Linked DNA regions of Homo sapiens: regions 1 and 2 are each linked to region 3. The links are chromatin contacts, found by Hi-C or POLR2A ChIA-PET in ENCODE. All regions are on one chromosome and are shown on one strand. Each heading gives the region's core, a stretch centred on a gene start or an enhancer-like site at or near the end of the contact. The rest is flanking DNA. Distances are from core to core; before and after follow the strand shown. Region 1 holds the start of SWAP70 (switching B cell complex subunit SWAP70). Region 2 overlaps SWAP70 (switching B cell complex subunit SWAP70). Region 3 has its middle 40 kb from the start of WEE1.

Evidence for each region. Hi-C counts contacts between places; a loop is a spot of excess contacts on that map. ChIA-PET counts read pairs that join two places held with the same protein, here RNA polymerase II (POLR2A). Pooled maps may share reads with other maps.
Region 1: a loop to region 3 is called in a map of esophagus muscularis mucosa, with 5 times the contacts of the local background. The contact joins the promoter of SWAP70 here to the enhancer-like site in region 3. A Hi-C loop is called at or near these places in 1 of 168 maps with a recorded cell type or tissue (esophagus muscularis mucosa), 1 of 37 single-sample maps with no recorded cell type and 8 of 50 pooled maps. POLR2A ChIA-PET finds 5 or more read pairs at or near these places in 4 of 52 experiments (A549, AG04450, H1 and 1 more).
Region 2: a loop to region 3 is called in a pooled map, with 2.5 times the contacts of the local background. The contact joins two enhancer-like sites. A Hi-C loop is called at or near these places in 3 of 50 pooled maps. POLR2A ChIA-PET finds 5 or more read pairs at or near these places in 3 of 52 experiments (A549, H1 and OCI-LY7).

The regions. Positions count from the first base shown.
Region 1 is chr11:9,662,719-9,667,078 of GRCh38, reverse strand. SWAP70 (switching B cell complex subunit SWAP70) reads right to left here and starts at 3,002. Exons shown (of 12, transcript NM_015055.4): 1 at 2,801-3,002. The coding sequence starts at 2,899. RefSeq lists enhancers at 2,395-2,514, 3,625-3,824 and a silencer at 2,655-3,154.
Region 2 is chr11:9,687,608-9,691,857 of GRCh38, reverse strand. The region is part of intron 1 of SWAP70 (switching B cell complex subunit SWAP70); the gene reads right to left. Among named protein-coding and RNA genes, the nearest start is that of SWAP70, 26 kb to the right of the region's middle. Within about 2 kb of position 2,722, at least 18 of the 41 ENCODE cell types and tissues checked have a DNase peak (open chromatin) inside an H3K27ac peak, as active enhancers do.
Region 3 is chr11:9,531,750-9,536,582 of GRCh38, reverse strand. No RefSeq gene overlaps it. Among named protein-coding and RNA genes, the nearest start is that of WEE1, 40 kb to the left of the region's middle. Within about 2 kb of position 1,267, at least 7 of the 41 ENCODE cell types and tissues checked have a DNase peak (open chromatin) inside an H3K27ac peak, as active enhancers do.

The DNA of each region.
Region 1 (4,360 bases), core at 1,753-4,252, 130 kb before region 3:
AGCCTGGGCAATACAATGAAACCCCGTCTCTACTAAAACATACACACAAAAAAATTAGTCAGGCATGGCAGCGGGCACCTGTAGTCCCAGCACTTTGCAGGGCCAAGGCGGGCAGATCACGAGGTCAGGAGTTTGAGACCACCCTGGCCAATATGGTGAAACCCCATCTCTACTAAAAATACAAAAATTAGCCAGGCTTGGTGGCACGTGTCTGTAGTCCCAGCTACTCAGAAGGCTGAGGCAGGAGAATCGCTTGAACCCGGGAGGCAGAGGTTGCAGTGAGCCGAGATCACACCACTGCACTCTAGCCTGGGTGACAGAGCGCAACTCCGGCTCAAAAAAAAAAAAAAAAAATTAAGAGGTCATCTGGGAATATCTGGAAAAAAAGAATAAAATTTTCTTCTCCTCTTAAGATCTTTAAAAGAGAAATGATGGTTGAAAGCAAAAAATTTAATATTGTCTGATGGGGATTTCAATGTATGTAGATTAATAAATATGACAATTACAACATAAAGCAGTGAGAGTAAAGGGACCTATATGGTGATAAGTTTTCTACATTCTCCTTAAAGTGGTAAAATATTAACTCTAAGTACACTATGAAAAGTTAGGGATGGATATTCTAACTCCTAGAGCAAGTACTAAAAAAACCTACATGAAGAAATATAGTAAAAAACTCTATTAAAATGAAATATTGGCCAGGCACAGTGGGTCACACTTGTAATCCTAGCACTTCATGAAACCAAGGAGGGCAGATCACCTGAGCTCAGGAGTTCAAGACCAGCCTGGCCAACATGGTGAAACCCCGTTTCTACTAAAAATACAAAAATTAGCTAGGTGTGGTGACGCACACCTGCAATCCCAGCTACTTGGGAGGCTGAGGCACGAGAATCTCTAGAACCTAGGAGACAGACGTTGCAGTGAGCCGAGATCACACCACCGCACTCCAGCCTGGGCAACAGGGCAAGACTGTGTCTCAGAAAAAAAAAAAACAAAAAACTAAAGCATATTCAAATAATCCCAAAGATGGAAGAAAAAGAGAGGAAAAAAAAAAAGCAGAAACCAAATTATAATAAAATGGTAGCCCTAAATCAAACCATATCAATAATTACATTAAATGTAAATGGCCTAAATATACCAATTAAAAGACAGAGATTGTCAGAATGAATAAAAAAAAAGACCCAGCTACATCTATTTATTAAAAACTTACTTTAAATAAAATGGCATAGGTAAGTTAAAAGTAAAAATAAAAGTAAAATGTAGACCTACTCATAACTCCCCCGAACTGGAAATAACACAAATTCTCACAGATGCATGGCTAAAAACTACCATACATCCATGCAATAGAATATTACTTAGCAATTTAAAAAATTATTGGTACACACAACAAAATGGATTAATCTCTAAGGCATTATGCTGGGTAAAAGAAATCAGTTTCAACAGTTACAAACTATATGACTCCATTTACATGGCACTTCGGAAAAGGTAAAACTATAGCAATTAGGAAAGATCAATGGTTGCCGACAGTTGGGGTGGAGGCAGGGCAACATCAGGGAGTTTTTTAGGATGATGGAACTGAGGAAGCCATGGTTGTGGTGATAGTTATATAAATCTATACATATGTTGAAATTTATAGAACTGTACACCAAAAGTCAATTTTACTGTATGTTAATATTTAAAAATGAAGTAAAATAAAAATTACGTGGATGATCTCCATGGACCCTTCCAGACTATGATTCTATCAGTGAGAAAAAGAAAGGAGAGGCAAAAGGAAGACAAGGAGAATGTTAAGTCCTACTGGCATAAAAGCCACTACTCAGAAGAACGGGATTACTGTACAAAAATATACAAAACAAACCCAATCTTCAGAATTTATTCCCAGAAGGGGCTAAGAAAACCGGACATTCGGATCTAAAATATGTATATTTTTAAATGCCTATGAATAGCTTTTCTTGTCTGTTTCTATATTTTTTTACTTTGAAGAAGCTGCCAATTTCTGCTGGCTTAATGCCAATTTCGCTGCTTGGGGTTACTCAATTTACAAGCATCCCTTTATTTATACCCTATACTCTAGGGTCTCCGGCAGTCACAATAACGACTCTGAAAAAGCAGTCGCTTTTGCAGGGTGCCAGAAAGATCAGCGCTCCTCACCCGGAACTAAGGTCCCTGTGGGACACAGTACACCCCGTCCACTAGTTCCAAACTTAAAAGACGCTGGGCGGAAGGTCTTCCCAAGTCAAAAAGCCTCCCAAAGGAGAAGGACCCTGGAGGCCGGGCTTCGGGGCATTTCTGCGTCTCCGGACTGCCCTGTCGCCTCCGGGGCAGCTAGCCGTTTTGAGGACTGTCCTGGTGTGGGGCTGTGGGCTGCAGAAGGTTCTGCCCAGCGACCTTGGGCAAGTCCCTTCCTCTCCTGGAGTAAGAGGAAAATTCTGGGAAGGCTGTGTAAGGGAGCTTCCCATTGCCGCCTCAGAATCCACTTTCTGCCCCCCGCTCTCCAACGCCAAGAAGGAATCACACTTGGCCCTCCAGACTTCACCCCAGCCTTATGCCCGCCACCCTTCCCAGTCCCTGGGAGACCCGCGGGAACTAACACATCCAACCGAGGGCATGGCCCGAAGGCAAGGGGGAGGCAGTAAACACCAAATCCCGGTCTCAGACCCACTCCGCCCCAAGCGGGCCTACCGGGCGCATTCCGACCCGCCCCGCCCTGCGGTCACGGCCCGCCAGGTCCCGCTTCCACCCAAGGGAAGTACAGAGCGCGCCGGGGAGGGTCGGGTGGGGGGCCGGGTCAGGAGGCGCCCACCTTGAGCTGGGACTTGGAGACCTTGCCGCTGTGGTCCTGGTCGAGTGCGGTGAAGGCGTGCCAGATGGCTTTGAGCAGCTCCTCCTTCAAGCTCCCCATGGCCGCGGCCCTGCTGCCCCGCCAACCCCTCCTGCCCAGCCAGCCCCTCCGCGCCTCGGACGCCCCTCAACCTCCGCAGCCACAGCCCGCCGCGCAGTCACCTGACCCGCCAGGCCCCGCCCCCGCCAGGCCCCGCCCTGCTGCCGGCGCCGGTCCAGTGCCGCGCCCACAGCCGCCAGAGTGTGGGTTCTGCGAGTCAAGCCACGCCTGGTGGCAAGAATGCTTGGCCTTCAGTGTCAGCCAGGACGGTAAACACATCTCCCTAATGTTTCCCAGACCAGTTCGGGCCATTTTGGGTGCTCGAGTACAACACCTCACACAAATGACCGCGTCTTGAGGAAAAACCCGAGAGATTAGGTGAGCAGCCTACCCGCCTCCTCCCAGCGCCCCGCAGTGAAAAAGGGATCCCTGGTCCTGTCCTGGGAACGGAGTCACTGTCTGAGAAGGCCAGAGAAGACCCCGAAAAGTCCCCAGACCAGGACTGAAATGATAGCGCAGTCCCAAGTCGGGGAGATGCAGGGCGGCGGGGAGGCAGGAAGGACCTCGAGGGAAGTTTGTTGGTTCATTTCGCAAAAGTTTATTCATGCATACTCTATCTTGGGTTCTAGGGACACAGCGACGACGTTTAAGGGGAGTTTAGAAGTCAGGGTCAGGCAGCATTTTCTTCCTAACGCCTAGCTGTTGTTCAATTCACATCTTAGGAGGGGTTTGACCTGGGTAATACCTCTCTGTAGTGTTTCTCTGCTTGCAGAATAGGAGATCTGGGCCAATTCCAAATCACTCCACCCATTTTACTAATCCAAAGAGATGGACCATTTAAAAGAACGTATTCGGCCAGGCGTGGTGGCTCACGCCTGTAATCCCAGCCCTTTGGGAGGCCAAGGCGGGCGGATCACCTGAGGTCGGGGGTTCGAGACCAGCCTGACCAACATGAAGAAACCCCGTCTCTACTAAAAATACAAAATTAGCCGGGCGTGGTGGCACATGCCTGTAATCTCAGCTACTCGGGAGGCTGAGGCAGGAGAATCGCTTGAACCCGGTAGGCGGAGGTTGCAGTGAACCAAGATCGCGCCATTGCACTCCAGCCTGGGCAACAAGAGTGAAACTCCGTCTCAAAAAAAAAAAAAAAAGTATTCGATTGCAGCTGTTGAATTAATATCTGTTCGCGGTGGTCACAATGGTCACTTGATCTCTTTGGGCTTCAAATTATCCCGTATAAAAAGAGCAGGGTTGCACCAGATGTTCTGGAAGGGTTCTTGCAGTACTAGCATCCTAGGATAATAACTATTGCCGGTTAACTAAGGTCTGATTAAATCGCCAGGCTCAGTACCTCTCCTCTCCAATCCTGGACTAATTGGAGAGAACAATAAACACCAAGAGTTTTTAAAATGAGGTGGTTCTCAGATGAAGTTTGGTTTTGTTTTGCTTTTTTAAGTTCCTTAATGCACATGTTTGCCTTAT
Region 2 (4,250 bases), core at 1,473-3,972, 150 kb before region 3:
TCTCCCATACCCACCCTGTTCTCTACCTTAGGGTTTCACAGATCCTCTAACTAAAGCCCTGGCAGGGGCCTTGGATGTCATATTGTCATCCTCATCTTATAAATGGTGACTACAGACTCACAGATATTAAATTTGTTTTTCTTGACTAAAGTTACTGAGAAGAACTGAGACTAGAACTCGGGTTTTGTAATCTCTGGTCCAGCACTCTCCAGTAATAAGAAACATTATGTCTTCAGTTGTCTAAAGTCAACAATGCTCTTTGTACATATAGATGCTTAGTTTGATTAAGTGATCCCACTGCAGAAGATATAGATTTGAACTCAAGATTTCAGCCTTCGACAATTAAACAGCACTCTTGTTAAACACAGGGATGGCTAAATTCAGTGATAATTTTCTTAACCATCTTTACTTAGGCAAACTGTGAGGAAGGCAGCACAGTATACAAGGCACCTGGAAGAGACCTGCGCTCCAATGTCTCTGCATCCTCACTGTCAAATGAGAGTTGGACTTGTTTGTAAAACCCTTAACTATCAACCCAAACTCATTTCATAATTTAGATAAGAAGTCCAGCTTTGTGACAGCTTTTTCACTGTTAGTAAGGTCTATAAAAGGGAAGTCTTCTTCAAAAAATATAACAACAGGCTGGGCATGGTGGCTTATGCCAATAATCCTAGCACTCTGGGGGGCTGAAACAAGAGGATAGCTAGAGCCCAGAAGTTCAATACCAACCTGGACAACATGGCAAAACCCCATCTCTATAGAAAGTACAAAAGCTAGCTGGATGTGGTGGCACATGCCTGTAGTCCCAGCTACCTGGGAGGCTGAGATGGGAGGCTGAGGTGGGAGGATCACCTAAGCCTAGGGAGGTCGAGGCTGCATTGAGCCATGATCATGCCACTGCACTCCAACCTTGGTGACAGAGGGGGTCCCATCTCAAAAATTAATTAATTAATTATAATATATATGTATATATAAAACAACCAACTGAATAAAGCAACAATGAAACAGTATTTCTAAAAGAGGAAAAAATTGTGTACTATCTTTAAAACTTTTTATCAGCAACCTTTCTTTAAAGCTTAGACAGTATCTCAAGTATTTTTTTCTTTTTTAAGATTTATTTGTATTTTTTAAAAATAGAGATGGGGTCTCACTATGTGTGCCCAGGCGGGTCTCAAACTCCTGGGCTCAAGTGATCCTCCCACCTCAGCCTCCCAAAGTGCCAGGATTATACACATGAGCCACCATGCCCAGTCTCAACAAGGTTTTTTGTTTGTTTGTTTTTTGTTTTGAGGCAGAGTCTCACTCTGTCACCCAGGCTGGAGTGCAATGGCATGATCTCAGCAACGTCTGCCTCCTAAGTTCAAGCAATCTTTCCACCTCAGCCTCCCAAGTAGCGGAATTACAGGCACCTGCCACCACACCCAGCTAATTTTTATATTTTTAGTAGAGACAGAGTTTCACCATGTTGGCCAGACTGGTCTCAAACTCCTGACCTCAAGTGATCCACCCACCTTGGCCTGCGTGCTGGGATTAGAGGCGTGAACGACTACACCTTACCAAGGTTTTCTTTTTATAAAAATAAAATATACAAGAAATAAAATTTTTGATGGCCGGAATATAAACTAGTAAAAAGAAGTAAAAGCTCCTCCATAAACTTATACAGCAATTTATGCTTTTTCAAGTAGACTCATACCATCTATTAATTTGTTTTAGCCTCTCCACAGGGAGAATAGATATTATTGCTATTTTACAGACGAAGAGGCTGAGTCAGAGATTAGGAGATGTGTCCCAAATCACAGAGTTTTACGTGTAGCAAAACTGGGATTAGACCCAAGCCTCCCACTCTGGTGTCCTTTCCATGCTTTGCTACCTTCCCTCTGTTTCTGGAAAAACAGATAGCCCTGCCAATACAAAGATGGACACGCCCGTGAGTTGTTTCTAAATTTTAGTGATGTGCTGGTGCTACCCCAGCCCCACCCCATCAGCTCCACAGGGCCCAACAGAGATGACAGGCACTATTCAGCAGAGCCAAGTTAGTGCCAGTGGCAAGGAAGTCCACATACCTAGAAGTCTGGGACCGTTCTCTCTCTGGGAGCCCTCATCTCCCAGCACCCTATCCCTCTGGGGGAATCTGCACTAAGAGGCACTAACCCCTTCTCCAGATGAGGAAGCTGAAAAGCAGATTAAGACAAAAGAATCAGAAAGAGGACTACAAGTTCTTGATTTGTAAAAGGACTGCCCCAAATCATTCTAATCAGGGTGTTTGCAAGTTTCTTGAAAAAGCTGAATTTATCCCGCTTCAAATGCCTGTTCCTCCAAAGGCCATTCTTTCAGCACCCACATAATTGCTAAGCAGCTTTGCTCTCATTCTGCTGATCTGAAGAATAAACTATTGTTACCACAATAACAGATCCATATCCATGCCAGAAACTCATCTCTCCAGTTCCCTCATAGCTGTCTGCAGTTGCCTCTGCAGGGCCTCTGCTGACAAGATGACTAATTAACTGCATGAGCCCTGCTCGTGTGGTCTGTTCCTGTTCAGTGGTTTGCTTGCCATTTACCCCTTTTGAGCATTTTACTCCAGCCATCATGAAAATGAAATCAAGGATGGTGAACAGTGTTTTAACACGAGTAAGTAGTGTTCACCCTCCTTTCTCCAAAGACGTAGAGATTCTAAAAAGTTATTTAAAACGTGCCACCCAGTAACACACTGTTTCCCTTTACAGGATGTGCGTAATGGGCAAGATTCAACACTGAAAAAAAAGCGGAGTGGGGGCAGATTTCTATTCCAAAAGACTTATCTGAACTGACACAATTATAGACTTATAACTCATAATGGGCAATCTTTTTTTAAAACATTAAAATTCCTGTCTGATTTATAAAATTTCAAGCCAATGGCAAATTACCAGAAAATTCTTCCTAACAATGGACCAGCATGACCAATTTCCTACCACAGCTATGCCCTGCCTTAAAAGCATTGTCTACTCTAAGTCCTGCCCATTCCCGCATGGACTCATTTTCCCCTTCCAAACATCTTTTCATCCTGCTTGTCACTGCTTAAGTCTTGCTTGTTTCCTCTTACCTTTAATCTAACCAGCCTCAAAAATCTCAAAGTCATTGTTCACATTGCTCTCAATCCCTAAGTACAATCAGTTACCATCCTAGACACTTACACCAAATCTTCAAGTACCACTAACATCACGTTATCCCCCTGCCTAAAAATCATCAGAAGACTACAGAAGTAAAAGCTAAGGAAATATGTGAGTTGTATATTTAAGTCACTCCACAGGCCAGCCCACTTCACCTTCCTTATTTCTTCCCACCCTCTGCACCAACCATATAAATCCAGCCAAATAAGCTTACTAACTGCATCCCAGGCAACTTGTACCACATCCCTTTCTCCCCTGGGCCCTTGCTCAATTTACCCCTACCTCCTTTCCTGCCTAACAAAAATGGCATCTCTTTCTGAAGCCTTCACCACCCAAACCAAGATGATCTTTCTTCACTCTGTTTCCCAAGCAGTACCTCTTGTGCTAACTACCACACATGATTTCTCTCTCCTGTAAGACTGTACATTTCTGAAAGGCCCATATCTTATACAACATTGCATGCCCATGGCACCTGGCATGCTGCCCAGAATCCAGAAGACTTTCAATAACTGCTAAGTGAATTCTTTCTAAAAATTCTCTTAACACTAAAGCCGTGATACTTTAATATTAACAATAATCTTAGAAAATATACTATTTCTATCTCCTCACTTCACAGATAAAAAGACTGTGGCCTGAGACTTGGCCTAAGTCACACAATAATTAGCAACAAAGTAGGGACTAGAACTCAAATCTCTTAGCTCTCTGTCCCACAGTGATGCCCTGTGCTGGAAACATTTCTCTTCTGCCTAGTCACATCCTTCAAGATTGGGTCATTCATAAACTCTAGGAAATCTTTATGGATTACCACCCTGCCCCATGAACTCCTATTCAGCATTTAACTATGTTCTGTTTCAGATACTAATGGTATCTCAAATATCTAACTTATCAAATATCCTCCCTTATTGAAGGGAGGAAATAAATATTTTCCTTCTGCATCCTTCAGTGACTAGCATAGGGCTAAGCGAAGATTCAGTAAGAGCAGAACACTTACAGACAGATTAAGGAAAAGTAACTCAAAGTCATCTGTTGGAATGCTGTCCACAGAATATATGCCACTGATGTCATACAGCATGGATGGCACTGGATTACACTCTAACTGAA
Region 3 (4,833 bases), core at 18-2,517:
TCTTGGACAAGAATTTGGCATTTATCCTATAAGTTTGGCATTTATTCCAAAATTTCTTGTCCAAGAACTTGGGATAGAATCTATTGACAGCCTATTGTCTCCAGTCATGGTTGACACTGGAGCCCTGGACAGGGCTCTGCCTGTGGATGAGCAAGTGACTTTCCCTGTGGGGATGAAGGAAGGTGACCATGTAGACCTTCTCCTAAGACTGTAGAAGGCATGCAGAACGGCAAATACGGCAGCAGCCTGGCCTCACCTTAAGACTGGGTTTAAGAGTGTGGAATGGGCCGGGTGCAGTGGCTCATGCCTGTAATCCCAGCACTTTGGGAGGCCGAGGCAGGTGGATCACCTGAGGTCAGGAGTTCGAGACAGCCTAGCCAACATGGTGAAACCCTGTCTCTACTAAAAATACAAAAAATTAGGGGGTCATGGTGGCAGGCGCCTATAGTCCTAGCTACTCAGGAGGCTGAGGCAGGAGAATCGCTTGAACCCAGGAGGCGGAGGTTGCAGTGAGCCGAGATCGTGCCACTGTACTCCAGCCTGGGCAACAGGAGCGAAACTCCATCTCAAAAACAAACAGAAAAAAAAAAAAAGACCGGGACTGGTGGCTCATGCCTGTAATCCCAGCACTTTGGGAGGCTGAGGCAGGTGGATCACCTGAGGTCAGGAGTTCAAGACCAGCCTGGCCAACACGGTGAAGCCCCATCTCTACGAATAATACAAAAATTAGCTGGGCGTGGTGGCACATGCCTGTATTCCCAGCTACTCAGGAGGCTGAGGCAGGAGAATTGCTGGAACCTGGGAGGCAGAGGTTACAGTGAGCCGAGATCGTGCCACTGCACTTCCAGCCTGGGCAACACAGCGAGACTCCATCTCAAAAACAAAACAAAGAGTGTGGAATGTTGCTAGGAATGAGTGGCTGGGGCCGGAGACTCCTTAGGCCTGGCAGAGATTTGCCCTGGAAGTGCCTGTGTGAGAATGATTAGTTCTCAGCACCTTCTTGTCACAGGATTGCAACTGGCGTCTCAGGAAGCCAAATCTGAGCTACTCCTGGAAGTATCATCTTGGTCAACACTGGCTATAAAACCAAAAGAGGCTGCCAGATTGTGCAAGGAGACAAAACTAGTCTGGTGAGGGCATTTCCTCTTTAGTGATGTCCCAATGGCCTGAGGCTGTCAGGGTTCTTCTCATCACTTGCCTTGTTTTGACTGCCCCCATCAAGGCACAGCTGGCTCATTTGTCCCAGAAGGAAATGGTGAAGCAAGCAGATGGATTGCTCCCTGGACCTCCACAGCGCCTCCTGCTGGTGGTGGACCCCAAGGCCCACCATCCTGCCTTTAATTCATTAACCAGCTGCTTTTCTTTTTGGCTTTGAAATACCCAAAGGTTCCACCAGCTTTCCAACAGTGAAGCCCACCTTTGTAAAAAAAAAAAGAAGCGCTCCCATTTTTCTGTTGCCCCTGCTTTTTCGGTTAAAAGAACATGAAGCAATTTCAGGATATTAGAAAAGCCCTAAGGCAGTGGGGAAACATGCCTAATGAGTTTTAGCTGAATAAAACATCAGGTGAGTGTGGGAGCTGCCCTCAAGCGGGACCTACTGTGCTCCTAGGGCCCTCATCAGCACAAAAGCCCTGTCACTGGCTTGGAGTAAAGATTTCCTATTTAAAAAGATAAGCCAAACCCCTTGGGGCAGCAGAGATTTTTTTTTTTTTTTTTTTTACCACTTTGGGTTTTCTTTAGAATTTGCAGAATTTGTGTGAAGGGCACTGGCACTGAGTCTGCACCCAGATTAGAGCTGTTTTCCACATCCCTTTCCTAGGCTGGGGGGCTTTGGGGCAGATTAGTGATTAGGCTTGTGGGGGGCTTCTGTGTGCTGTGACCTGTGCGTGCCAGGGAACCCCTGCAGCAGTGAGGCAAAGTGGGAAGAAATCTGGAATTGACATTAGAGCTGGAATCTCATTTTCTTTCATCTTGTAAACCAAAACATGACCATGGCAGATCTCAACTGATTCAAAGTTTATTTTGCCAAGGCTGAGGACGTGCCTGGGAAAAAGAAACCCAAGTCACAATACGATCTGTGACCCGTGTTTTTCCAAAGAGGATTTGGGGAACTTCAATATTTCAAGAGGTGTAAACCAAAAAGTATCTGAGATAGGTAACAATTAATTTAGAAATTTATGTTGCCAGCGTTAAGGACGTGCACTTGGGAGACAGGTCTGTGCCTTTCTCCAAATATGGTTTTGAGGGCTTCAATATTTAAAAGTGGGAAAAGCAGGCTGGAGGGGAAAGACGGAGGGTATGGTCACATGACTGAATCCACATGTTGCAAGAGAAAAGGAGCAGGTAGGGGAATAGTCAATTATATATTCATCTTTGTAGCAGCTAAGGTGAACATAGAGTAGCTCTGTGGAGATACTTAACTTTTTATCTGTAGCTACTTGCTTAGGAACAAAAGGAAAAGTAACTTCTTGGATAATTCAGCTTTCAGCTTAATATTTTTCTTTTGGCATAGTGAAATTAGGGTCCCAAGTTTTTATTTTCCTTTCACAGAGGAAAGGGCAAGCAGGAGGGGAAGGGAAAAAAAAAAAAGGAGGGTGGGTAGGCAATGAGGCAAGTGGTTACATTCTTGTGAGGCTCCGGTTAGAGTTCAGTGAGTCTATGTTTTACATGTAAAAAGAAAGGGGTAGAGGAAAAGTCAATTATGCATTAGTCTCATGCTCAGTCAATCTACATTTTTTATAAGATAAGGTGAGCATGTGAAATTACAGCTCTTTGGGAACAAAAGAAAGGCCGTATTTTTGTTTTATTTTTGCTTTTTTGTTTGCATGACTCAGTTCCCAAGCTTTGGCCTAGTGAATTTGAGGTCCCAAGATTCTATTTTTGTTTCACAGTCTGAATGCAGAAAAGTGAGCAGAAAAAGCTTTTGCCAGGCAATTTTAACTATTCATGCAATTATCCTGAATTTTGAGCATTCTTCATTCTCAGCAAGATTTTCTGTCCTTGCAGTTTAGCCGTGCTCTAGAAGCAAAACGAAACTCCTGCATGGAGAATTGAGGAATCTCTCTGTACATCTCAAGCCACGTGAGTTTGGAACTGGAGGGAACAGCTAGAGGTGCCCTGCTACTCTGCAAGACCTCCAGGAGTTACCGGGAAATTTAAATCCCCAGCTGTCTTAAAGGAGCCCATAATCTAACAAGAGATAATATATTCCCAAAACACAGGTCACACATCTGCAGCAAAAACAGAAGGGCTAATAGAAGCGCACGCCTCAGCAGGACAGGCTACATAATCTGTGCGGCTCCGTGCAAAAATGAAAATACGCAACCTCTTGGTCAAAAGACAGGAAAAACTTGCTTTTAAAGGTACACATAAAGCCAGACACAAAAAGACAAATATAATATGAGGCGCCTACAACAGTCAAATTTATAGAGACAGAAAATAGAATGGTGGCTGGGCACGGTGGCTCACGCCTGTAATCCTAGCACTTTGTGAGGCCAAGGCAAGCAGATCACTTGAGGTCAGGAGTTCAAGACTAGCCTGGCCAACATGGCAAAACCCCGTCTCTATTAAAAATACAAAAGTTAGCCGGGCATGGTGGCACGTGCCTGTAGTCCCAGCTACTTGGGAGGCTGAGACAGGAGAATCGCATGAACCCAGGAGGGGGAGGTTGCAGTGAGCCGAGATCATGCCACTGTACTCTAGCCGAGATCATGCCACTGTACTCTAGCCTGGGTGACAGAGCAAGACCCTGTCTGAAAAAAATAAAAATAAAATAAAATAAAATAAAATGGTGGTTGTCAGGAACTGGAATGAGGAAGGATGTGGAATTATTGTTTAATGGGTACAATTTCAGTTTGGGGAGATGAAAAAGTTCTGGAGATGGATGGTGGTGATGGTTGCACAACAATGTGAATGTACAGTTGTCCTGCAGTATTGGAGGGGGATTCGTTCTAGGATTCATCAAGGACACCAAAATCCATGGATTCTCAAGTCCCTGATAATAAATGGTATAGTATTTGCATATAACCTACACACATCCTCCTGCATACTTTAATTCATCTCTAGATTACTTATAATACCCAATACAATGCCTACACATCATTCTTATGAATTCAACATAGTACTTGGTACCTTGCAAATTCAAGGCTTGCTTTTTGGAACTTAGTCTTTTTTTCCCTGAATATATTTTTTCTTTTTTTTGTAGAGACAGGGTCTCACTATGTTGCCCAGGCTGGCCTTGAACTTCTGGCCTCAAGTGATCCTCCTGCCTAGGTCTCCCAAAGTGCTGGGATTACAGGTGTCAGCCACCACACCAGCCTTTTTCCTGAATATTTTCGATCCATGGTTGGTTGACTCCATGGATGTGGAACCCAGGGATGTGGAACTGATGGATACAGAGGGTTGACTAAGTACCACTGCACACTCAAAAATAGTTAAAATGGTATATTTTATGTATATTTTATTACATACACAAAATGGTAGACATAAGCTTTTTCCTTCTTTTATAGTCTTTCTCTTGACTTGTCATGGTGCTTATTTGCTACTTAATGTCATTCTAAGAAAAACTACAGGACGGGCTCAGTGGCTCACACATGTAATCCCAGCACTTTGGGAGGCCGAGGCAGGTGGATCACCTGAGGTCAGGAGTTCGAGACCAGCCTGGTCAAATAGTGAAACCCTGTCTCTACAAAAATACCAAAAATTAGCCGGGCATGATGGCGGGTACCTGTAATCCCACTTACTCGGGAGGCTGAAGCGGGAGAATCACTTGAATCCAGGAGGCGGAGGTTACAGTGAGCCGAGATCGCGCCATTGCACTCCAGCCTGAGCAAC